Regions from separate parts of the Homo sapiens genome. Here region 1 is linked to region 2. A link is an interaction called in ENCODE POLR2A ChIA-PET data of the cell type or tissue named here. Cell type or tissue: A673. All regions are shown on one strand.

What was found. ChIA-PET counts read pairs that join two places held together with the same protein. Peaks named below come from ENCODE experiments on the same cell type or tissue, not always from the same donor. Only the 100,000 strongest peaks of a DNase experiment are listed, where the experiment ranks them.
Region 1: POLR2A ChIA-PET joins it to region 2 with 5 read pairs; 1 of 35 experiments calls an interaction of 5 or more read pairs at or near these places.

The regions. Positions count from the first base shown.
Region 1 is chr4:16,841,512-16,846,511 of GRCh38, forward strand. The region is part of intron 1 of LDB2 (LIM domain binding 2); the gene reads right to left. Among named protein-coding and RNA genes, the nearest start is that of LDB2, 55 kb to the right of the region's middle. In A673, no CTCF peak of the experiment used is centred here; a DNase peak (open chromatin) is centred at 2,820; H3K27ac peaks cover 1,574 bases.
Region 2 is chr4:16,464,560-16,469,559 of GRCh38, forward strand. All of the region lies in intron 2 of LOC105374505 (a long non-coding RNA gene), which reads left to right. Among named protein-coding and RNA genes, the nearest start is that of TAPT1-AS1, 240 kb to the left of the region's middle. In A673, no CTCF peak of the experiment used is centred here; DNase peaks (open chromatin) are centred at 2,212 and 2,722; H3K27ac peaks cover 1,830 bases.

The DNA.
Region 1 (5,000 bases), 380 kb after region 2:
AGATTCTAATTCTCACAGTTGCCTTCAAATGAGAACATTACTTTTCATCTCGAAGGCAACCAACACATAGAAAAATAGCAGACACGTTGTGCATTTTTTTCTAATCTAGATTTATCAAGGGCTTCTTCCCCCTTTTCTCCTTCTTTGAGATAGGATGCAGTATGTGCAAAATGTTTTGTAAACTATAAGCCGTACACAAATATCAGTTGTTGTGCTGGAAAATAAATTTTACATTTACCTTGGAACTGAACAACTACAATACTTTAGAGTTGGGAGGAAACCAGGAGGTCATAGGGTCCAACCTACCATTTTCAAGTAGGCCCCTACAAATGAAAAACAGATGACATTTTAAACAGACCACTTTCAAATTAAATGTCAAATGCATATGATGCAACCTAACACACCGTAAACTCTTAGAACACAAAGATCCTCCCCAGTTTCTTCAAGAGGCCATCAAGACCCTCATGGAATTTATACATTCATTCTAGAAGTCTATAAAGGTGTATTGCTGGGTACCTCTTGGGGAACTCATCTATTTTCATGGCTTTGGTGAGCACATTTTAAAGTTATCATCCTTAAACATGCTTTTAAGAGTCACCTTTGTAATTCTACTCCACACATTATTTTTTACTCAGAGTCAACAGATATAAAGCATAATAAAGCAACCCAAGCCCGGACTCCCAATTGCTGGCTGGGAATTTAAACCTTTGGCTGCTAAATACCTCCGAAGTGCAAATTACAGTGGTTTCCTGACCTTGAAGAGGCTTGTTCAATGAAAGGAGAAAGTCAAGAAAAATCATACAATGGTGGGACTGAGAATGTCAGAGAGAGAAACGGAGAAAGAGCAAAAGGAAGTCAACCTAGCAGAAGAAACTAATTTACAAAATAAACCTTATTCAGTACATTTTCTGTAAATTAAAAAAAAAATCCATGCTCTAAACAGTTATTTAAAATATATAAACTAGCTAATTTACCTGTGAATACTTCAACAAAAATGTGCTTTAAATTATTTAATATACACATTTATTAAGGCACTCAGATATTTTGAATACACCCCATGAGTGATCTTTGAATGGAAATTTAAAATTTACAAAACACTTTCACAAGCATCATCATATGTGCTTCATTCCATAGCAGCCTTTGAGTAGTGGATATTGTTAAGATCTCTATCTTACCAACAAGGCATAAGAGCTTGAGCTCTGGAGACCAGCGTTTGGATTCACATTTTTAAACCTGGAACAATTTTTCTCTCTAAAGGAGCGATTTGCGTAGTAGTTAAGAGGTCAGGTTCTGGAACTGGTATTTCTGGGTTTGAATCCAATTCTACAACCCTCATTGCCCCATTTTCCTGACTTGTGATATAGGGCTACTGTGAGGATTAAATGAGTAAATGTATATTAAGCTCATAAAGCCTAACACAAAGTAAGTTTATGAAAGAGGACACTGTTATTATTTTACTTAAACAAAAAGAAAATATTGCAAAGAGCAATATTGCCAACAGAAAAAAGACAGTCTTACCACGCAGCCATTTTTTTTGTACTTTTTCCTTTCCTTATTGTCAGCCTAATTGCAATCATTCAGTATATACAAATCTGTACTCTGTGGTGTTTACTTAATACAGCATAAACACTTTTCTTACAAACACCTTGTTCAATGTCTATATCCAGTGAATTTATTATAAGTAATCATTTCCTTAGTTTTTAAACAGTAAGATTATTTTCAATTTTAGTGTTAAAAATAACGTTATAATACATGTCTTTGGAAAGTTAGCGTTTTCCGCATACTGGATTATTTCCTAAGAAGGCATTTTCTCTGTGTATGCTTCTTAAGGGGAAGAAGCATGTCGTTTTCTTCACTGTTCAGTCTCCAAAGACTAGAGCCAGGTCTGACAACAAACAGTTGTAAATGAGTGAATGAGTGAATGAATGAATGAACCACTTCAACAGATTCTTAAATGTTAAATATTGAATGCAAGTGTATACATAGTTCATCACCAAGTTCTAAAATATGAGATATTTTAAACCTATACATTATTAATGGCATTATCAAACAGCATAAAAACAGGGTGCCATTTTAAAAAAAATGCTATTTTATAAATTTGTATTTCTTTTTTTTGTTTTTGTTTTCTGAGACAGAGTCTCGCTCTGTTCCCCAGGCTGGGGTGCAATGGCACGACCTTGGCTCACTGCAACCTCCACCTCCCAGGTTCAAGCTATTCTCCTGCCTCAGCCTCCCAAGTAGCTGGGATTACAGACATGTGCCACCACGCCCAGCTAATTTTTTGTATGTTTAGTAGAGACAGGGTTTCACCATGTTGGCCAGCCTCGAACTCCTGACCTCAGGTAATCCACCTGCCTCAGCCTCCCAAAGTGCTGGGATTACAGGTGTGAGCTGCCACGCCCAGCAAATTTGTATTTCTTTAAAAACTAAGGAGTTTGCTTTCCCTATTAAGATCAATCAGCCAAGTGTGGTAGCTGACACTGGTAATCCCAACAGTTTGGGAGCCTAAAATGGGAGGACGGGTTGAGCCCAGCAGTTTGAGACCAGTCTGGGCAACATAGCAAGACCCCATCTCTAAAAAAAAAAAAAAAAAAAATTAGCTGGGCGTGGTGGCACACTCCTATAGTCTCAGCTACTTGGGAGTCTAAGGTGAGAGAATCGCGTAAGCCTAGAAGGTGAAGGCCTGAGGCCCAGCCACTGCACTCTAGCCTGGGAGACAGAGACACACCCTGTCTCCAAAAAAAAAAAAAAAAAAAAAAAAAAGGATCTATCAATGGTGAGTCACCAAGCAACAGCTGTAGAAGTAAAAACTAAATACCTCACTTCTCCTCCCACTTCCCTGGGTGCCTCATTTCAAATTCCTTGGCCAATGACCTCCCTTTACTAAAGCTTTATTTACATTTCTGCAGTTGCACATCTGGAAAAGGAACTTCTAAACTTTATTTCACAAGAACACTTGGGGCTCTCTCATATCCCTTTTTATGGTAAAGATATTAAGGATTTGTCTGTTATTTTTCTCTTAAGACTTTTTTTTCTAATTCTGCTTTTTGATGGGGTAACTGGGATACATCCTTAAAGCACAAAGTGTTTTAATGTTAAGAAATCAAATTGATTGACTCTGCATTTACAAGAACAATCCCCATGTCTTCTCTCATCTTGTTTCGTTTGTTTTGTTTTTGTTTTTTTGTCCATGACTTTTTAAGACATTGGTTTCGAGTGCTACTTCCCTGATCTTATTGTTGATTTTCCTCACAACATTAGCACATTTTGCAGAAGCCCTGAAAACATTGCTTTTCCCTGACCTAACCCACCTAATGTTTTCTTCCACCTGCACTCATTTGATTTCAGGCTTGATACTGTATTAAACATTCAGAGCAAATGGATTGTGGTCTGTGGTTAAAAGGTACAAGAGGGAAAACTACATCATGTCACGTCTCTGCTAATGGTAGGTCAAGAGTAAACATCCATAAGCAGATGCAGCGGAATCTACTGCCCACTGGGGGAAAGTTCACTCTGGCTCTTTAAGAGTCAACAGCTTAGACTCATGCAGTGCATGTTTCAGCCCAGTCCCAGATTAGAGATGTGGGGTCTCAATTTCACTGTATTAAAGCTAGCAGGTGGAGGCTGCACAAGGTCAGTGGCCTTTGTTCTGTGGTCCCTGAAGCTCTAGAGGGCTTTCCAGGGGAGAAGTGGAATGCAAGAGTGTAAGCAGATCCCCTGCTCCCAAATTTATACATTAAGCCTCCTTATTAAAGAGCCGTTTTGGTAACTGCAATCACAACTGCAATGCATGTCATCGAGATCTCCTCTCAGCTCTTTCTGTGACTATCCCATGGCCGCCCCTGTTTCCTTTGAGCACTGGTGGGTGTTTTAGCTCTCTCAGTAACAGCTTTTTCTATCAAAGAAACCCAGATGGCAATAGGCAAAGCTTACTTTTCTCTCTTGCCTTCCTACGGCAGGCACAAAGACCTGACACATGTTAAGTGTTCCATAAATGTTTGTTATGGTTGCTAATACTATTTATCATATGGGCTACTACAAAATACATGATTCCCTATTATCCCAACATCTACTGTTTCTTGCAGCAACATCCTATGACAGCAACAGTGACAGGAATAAGACCAGAAGCAATACTAATCGCATAGGACTTATGAAATACCTACCATGGGTAGGTCCTCTACTAGCTGGTTTATGTGTACTATCTCATTCAACCCCTTAATTTTCAAGTACTACTAGTCCTAATTTATGGGGATATTAATTAGGAAATGGTGCAAGAGAAGTCAAATAGTTTGCCCAAAAGAAATGAGCTAATAAGCCTGGGCGCGGTGGCTCCTGCCTGTAATCCCAGCAGTTTGGGAGGCCGAGGTGGGTGGATCACCTGAGGTCAGGAGTTCAAGACCAGCCTGGCCAACATGGAGAAACCCCATCTCTACCAAAAATACAAAAAATTAGCCAGGCGTGGCAGCATGCGCCTGTAGTCCCAGCTACTCAGGAGGCTGAGGCAGGAGGATGGGATGGGGTGAACCCGGGAGGCAGAGCTTGCAGTGAGCTGAGATCACGCCACTGCACTCCAGCCTGGGCGACAGAGCAAGACTCTGTCTCAAAAAAAAAAAAAAAAAGTTAATAAGTAGCAAGGCTGGATTATAAGGTCTGGTTCATCTGATCTCAACTCTCAGACTTTTTCTATGCAATGCACTCCCTAAGACCTCCGCCCATTCTTAACATGTTTTTACATTGTCTAATACACTTGGTTTAACAGATAAGAAGCCTCAGCTGTAACATGTAAACCTATCAAGATGGCTAACAAAGCTTTAATAATTTCAAATACCAAATAGCCCAGTGAATCCAGGTTTTAAAAATAGAAAGCAAAGTACATTCTATCTTGTCTACCCCTGGTGCTGTTGGTAAGCAAAAGATCAAACTCTTTAGCAGAACAAGTTGCATTTTAACTTATTGGAAGTGAGTCTAAAAATTCTATCTATATATTTTTTATGGCCTGA
Region 2 (5,000 bases):
GAGAACACATAAAGCACACTAAAGCAAGGATGCAGGTACAACTGCCTCCAAGTCCCATGAGTCCTTGCAGCCAAGTCACCAAATGGGTGGGTGTTTGTGAAATGTCCAAAATAGATGGGTGAAGTTTTTGTGTAAAATTAGAGATAACTTTTTGTATGGAATGTAGACAAAAATAAGATTTCAGGGGCCTCTAAATTTATTATGCTAAGGAAGAATTAAGCCCTGGAGATTGAGTCACAGAGCAGTTTTGCAATTCTGTGTCTTAGATGATAGATTAACTCACTTCTTCATTGTTCTTATTCTGTAACTGACTAGGGGAGACCAGAGACCAGGCCCTCCCCATTCCGGTCAGTGATCTTTGTTATAGATTAACTGCCTCCTTTATTGTCCCATTCCTAACTCCGACTAGACACTGCAAAAGACCCCATGACTGCTACACCTTCAGTGTGAAATGTTACATATACATTTCCTGAAAGAAAAAAGACTACTTAAACTAATTAGATCATTGTAACTATACATTAAGCCTTATATAGGAAGATGTTAAACTTTGTCTACATAAACAATCTCAAACTTCTACCCTTTGAAACACCGACTTCCATTTTTTGGAATTTGCCTTTCCTGGGTGGCTATCCTTAAACAATTGCGCTTGAATAAACTCTCTTTAAACTAGATTCTGACCCTTTTGATTATTTTAAGTTGATATAAACATATACTGAGGAGACTTTATATGTAGCCATGCATGTTTAAAGATCTTCTGTATGTGAAATAGAATCCAGTTAACAGAATTAGAAAGAGGATATTAAGCAAATTTGACAGTCCTAAAATCACAAGAAGAATGAAGATAGAACCTGAAAACGTTTGCGCAGACAGTGGAGAATAACATCATCTGCGGGGAGACTCAGTGATGGATAGATGGCTTTACTGAACCTGGGAACTCGTACCTCCTGCTGGCGTGGCCATGAACACAGTGGATCAACTAAAAGCTCCTGAATTCTTATTGCTATCCTATGCTGTTTCTCACCATTCCTGCATCTATATGTGATCGCAGAGCCTGCTTTATAACTCATCAGCTACCATAGCAGCTGACTTTTTCTGCCACACTCTCAAGAGTCAACAAAGAGAGGCCAAGCATTCTCCCCCACTCCCCACTGAGAGAGTAGGATTGAAGGAGAGAGTGTGAACAAAGGGTCTCAGAAGGTTGAGAACCACTGAACTAACATTCTCTAAGGATCATGATGACCCTGAGATTCTATGATTCTGAGTCCAAGCATTCTGAGTCTTGGTTCCACATCTGTAAGATGGACACACCCCTGTTGACTCACAGCATTGTTGGGAAGATTGGCAGAAAGTTCTAAAGAATAATGGTGGCCGGGCACGGTGGCTCACGCCTGTAATCCCTGCACTTTGGGAGGCTGAGGAGGGCAGATCACGAGGTCAGGAGATCGAGACCATCCTGGCTGACACGGTGAAACACCGTCTCTACTAAAAATACAAAAAATTACCTGTGCGTGGTGGCGGGCACCTGTAGTCCCAGCTACTCTGAAGGCTGAGGCAGGAGAATGGTGTGAACCTGGGAGGCAGAGCTTGCAGTGAGCTGAGATTGCACCACTGCACTCCAGCCTAGGCAACAGAGCAAGACTCCGTCTCAAAAAAAAAAAAAAAAAAAAAAAAAAAAAAGAATAACTTGTCAGAACAAGGAAGGAGGCATGGGCTCCAAATCATCCATTTTACAGAGGAGGAAAAGGAAACACAAGCCATAACTTGGCTCTTTTGTTCAGTTAAAGTCAGAGTCAGGACTAGAATGCAAGTCTCCGGACCCCTCTGTTTGGCCATTTGCATGCATGTTAAAGTTCTTTATTAACTTTTTGCTGCTAGGCAAATACAGTCAAGTGTGCTATGTTATATTGAGTGCCTACTGTGTGCTAGATGCTTTATGTATATCATCTCTTTTACTCCTTACAGAAATTAAAGATGGGAACACTCAGAGACATACAGGACTACTTAAGGTCTATATCAGTCCTGAGTTTAAAACTCAGATCTAAGTTCTCAATCATTTTCTCTCATGTAATCTTTGCTGCAGTAATAATAAAATAAATAGCATTTCCTGAGTGTTGACTATATTCCAGGCACCATAGCAAGCTCTTCATGAATTATCTTATTTAATCCCTGCAAGAATGTTAGCATGAATCGTGATCTCATCAGCTGATTTCATCCATTCCTAAGGCAGCAGAGTCTCTGTTAAATCAGTGCTGAGTGTGTGGTAAATTATTAAATCTCAGTGCCAGTCCTAGGATTCTGAGACCAAGCCAAATGCTAGTGATTAAGATTATAACTCTGATTTAGGACAGTGTTGAGGCTAAAGCCATTTGTAACTGGACAGTCAAGTCTACACTGATCAAAATCAGCCTCTGCCCCAAGTACTCTTGGAAATGATGGTTTTCATTTCATTCTCAAACTGCTAAGTTGTAAGAGTTTGGTAGTAACATTGATTTGAGTTTGAATCCTAGCATTGATTCTACCAGGATTCATGCAAGTTATTTAATCTTTCTGAGCCAGCTTCCTCATTTACGTAATGGGGATATATACAACAGAAACTGCCTTCTTAAATATTCAAAGTATTTAATAACTAGCCCAGCAAAGACACCAAGCTATTAGTGTGAAAACCCCATGGAAGTTCCCTGCTGAGCTGAATAACCAGAGCAGGGCAGTTCAGGGGGTCTCTGGGGAAGGTTCAGGGTAGTGCTGCTGGTCTAGCCTTTCCTCTCCGTTTGTCATGTTCTCCACAGATGGATGTGGCAGTGAACTTGGAGTGGGTGGGGAGGATTTTGGAGACTGAGACAAGAAAAAAAGAAAGCTAGGAAGTTGGTGAGAGGATCTGATATGGTTTGGCTCTGTCCCAACCCAAATCTCATCTTGAATTGTAGCTCCCATAATTCCCATGTGTTGTGGGAGGGACCTGGTGGGAGGTAATTGAATCCTGGGGGTGGTTGTTTCCCATGCCATTCTTGTAATAGTAAACAAATTTCATGAAATCTGATGGTTTTATAAAGAGGAGTTTTCCTGCACAAGCTCTCTTGCCTGATGCTATGTAAGACATGACTTTGCTCCTCCTTTGTCTTCCACCACGATTGTGAGGTCTCCTCAGCCATGTGGAACTGTGAGTCAATTAAACCTCTTTCCTTTATAAATTACCCAGTCTCAGGTATGTCTTTATTAGCAGTGTGAGAACAGACTAATACAGGAGCCCACGAGGCCCACAAATGTGGAAGTTCTTGCCTCAAATCACCAAGAGGAGGTTGCAGCTGAAACTAAGAAACTAGAGGTAGTGGAGGACAGTGACTCTGTTGAGTTACCACTATGTACTAAGCATGTTTTAGAGGGTAGTTCTAAAAGAGAGAGTGGTTTCTAGAGGTAGATGTCCTAAGTGTAATGTTTGTTCCATCACTTACTTGCTGTGTGGCGTAGAAAAGTTTCCTAGCCTCTATGTGACTCACTTTTTCCATCTGTAAAATGGGAATAATAATAGTACACGTCACATTTAGAAGTGAGAATTAAATGCTGAGTAAAATGCTAAGAACAGTATCTGGCAAAAACAGGGCACTTATATGTGCTGACTATTAATATTATAATTAATATTATATCTGAACATTTTATTTCTTTGATTATATCACAGATTTTATATTATGGTCTCCATTTCATAGATGAAAAACTCGAGGTTCAGAAAGATAAGGCAAGATAAGGCCTGATTCGGGGTTAGAATCCAAATCTTTCTGATTCCAAATTCAAACTCTCTCCCCAAGTCTTAGGAAAAAGTGGTAAATCATGCTACATAATATGAGATATTAATGAAAGTGTTCTGATGATGTATATGACAACCAGTTCATAGTATCTGACCACGTGCTATTAAGTAAAAACACAGAACAAAAACAAAGGCTCAGTGCAGCTTACTAATTCTTGTGTAAAGGGGGCATGGGAAGACAGGTAGACGTGTTCTGGAGGAAGTTTGTACCAGCTTGTAAGGACTGATTGTTAAATTTTCAGGATTTGTTCCGGCTAGTTGGCATACACATGGTATTTTGAAATTGACATGGTAAGGAATATTTACGCTACGGAAACAGGCAAACACTATGTTGGAAAGATAAAAACTACTACAGAATGGTAAACTACGAAAGAGGGCAGATGGGGTAGAATAAGGGGTAGAAACAAGATTTTTCTGGGTAGAACTTTCTATATAGTGCAAATGTATTACCATTAATAAAATCTAAAAATAAAAATACCTCAAGTCAAATACCAAAGTCAGATACCAAACTGTCATCAGAGTGAACAGACAATCTATAGAATGGGAGAAAATTTTTGCAATCTATCCATCTGACAAAGGTCTAATATTCAGAGTCTACCAGGAACTTAAACAAATTTACAAGAAAAAAAATAAACAACCTTATTAAACAATGGGCAAAGGACATGAACAGACACTTCTCAAAAGAAGACATTTATTCAGTCAACAAACATGAAAAAAAGCTCAACATCACTGATCATTAGAGAAATACAAATCAAAACCACAATGAGATTACATCTCATGTCAGTAAGAATGGTGATTATTAAAAAGTCCAGAAATAACAGATGCTGATGAGGTTGTGGAGAAAAAGGAACACTTTTACATTGTTGGTGGGAGTGTAAACTAGTTCAACCATTGTGAAAGACAATGTGGTGATTCCTGAAAGATCTAAAGGCAGAAATACCATTTGACCCAGCAATCCTGTTACTGGGTATATGCCCAGAGGAATATAAATCATCCTATTGCAAAGATACATGCACACATACGTTCACTGCAGCACTATTCACAATAGCAAAGAGATGGAATCAATCCAAATGCCCATCAAGGATAGACTGGATAGAGATAATGTGGTACATATACACCATGGAATACTATGCAACCATAAAAAGGAATGAGATCATGTCCTTTGCAGACACATGGATGGAGCTGGAGGCTATTATTAGCA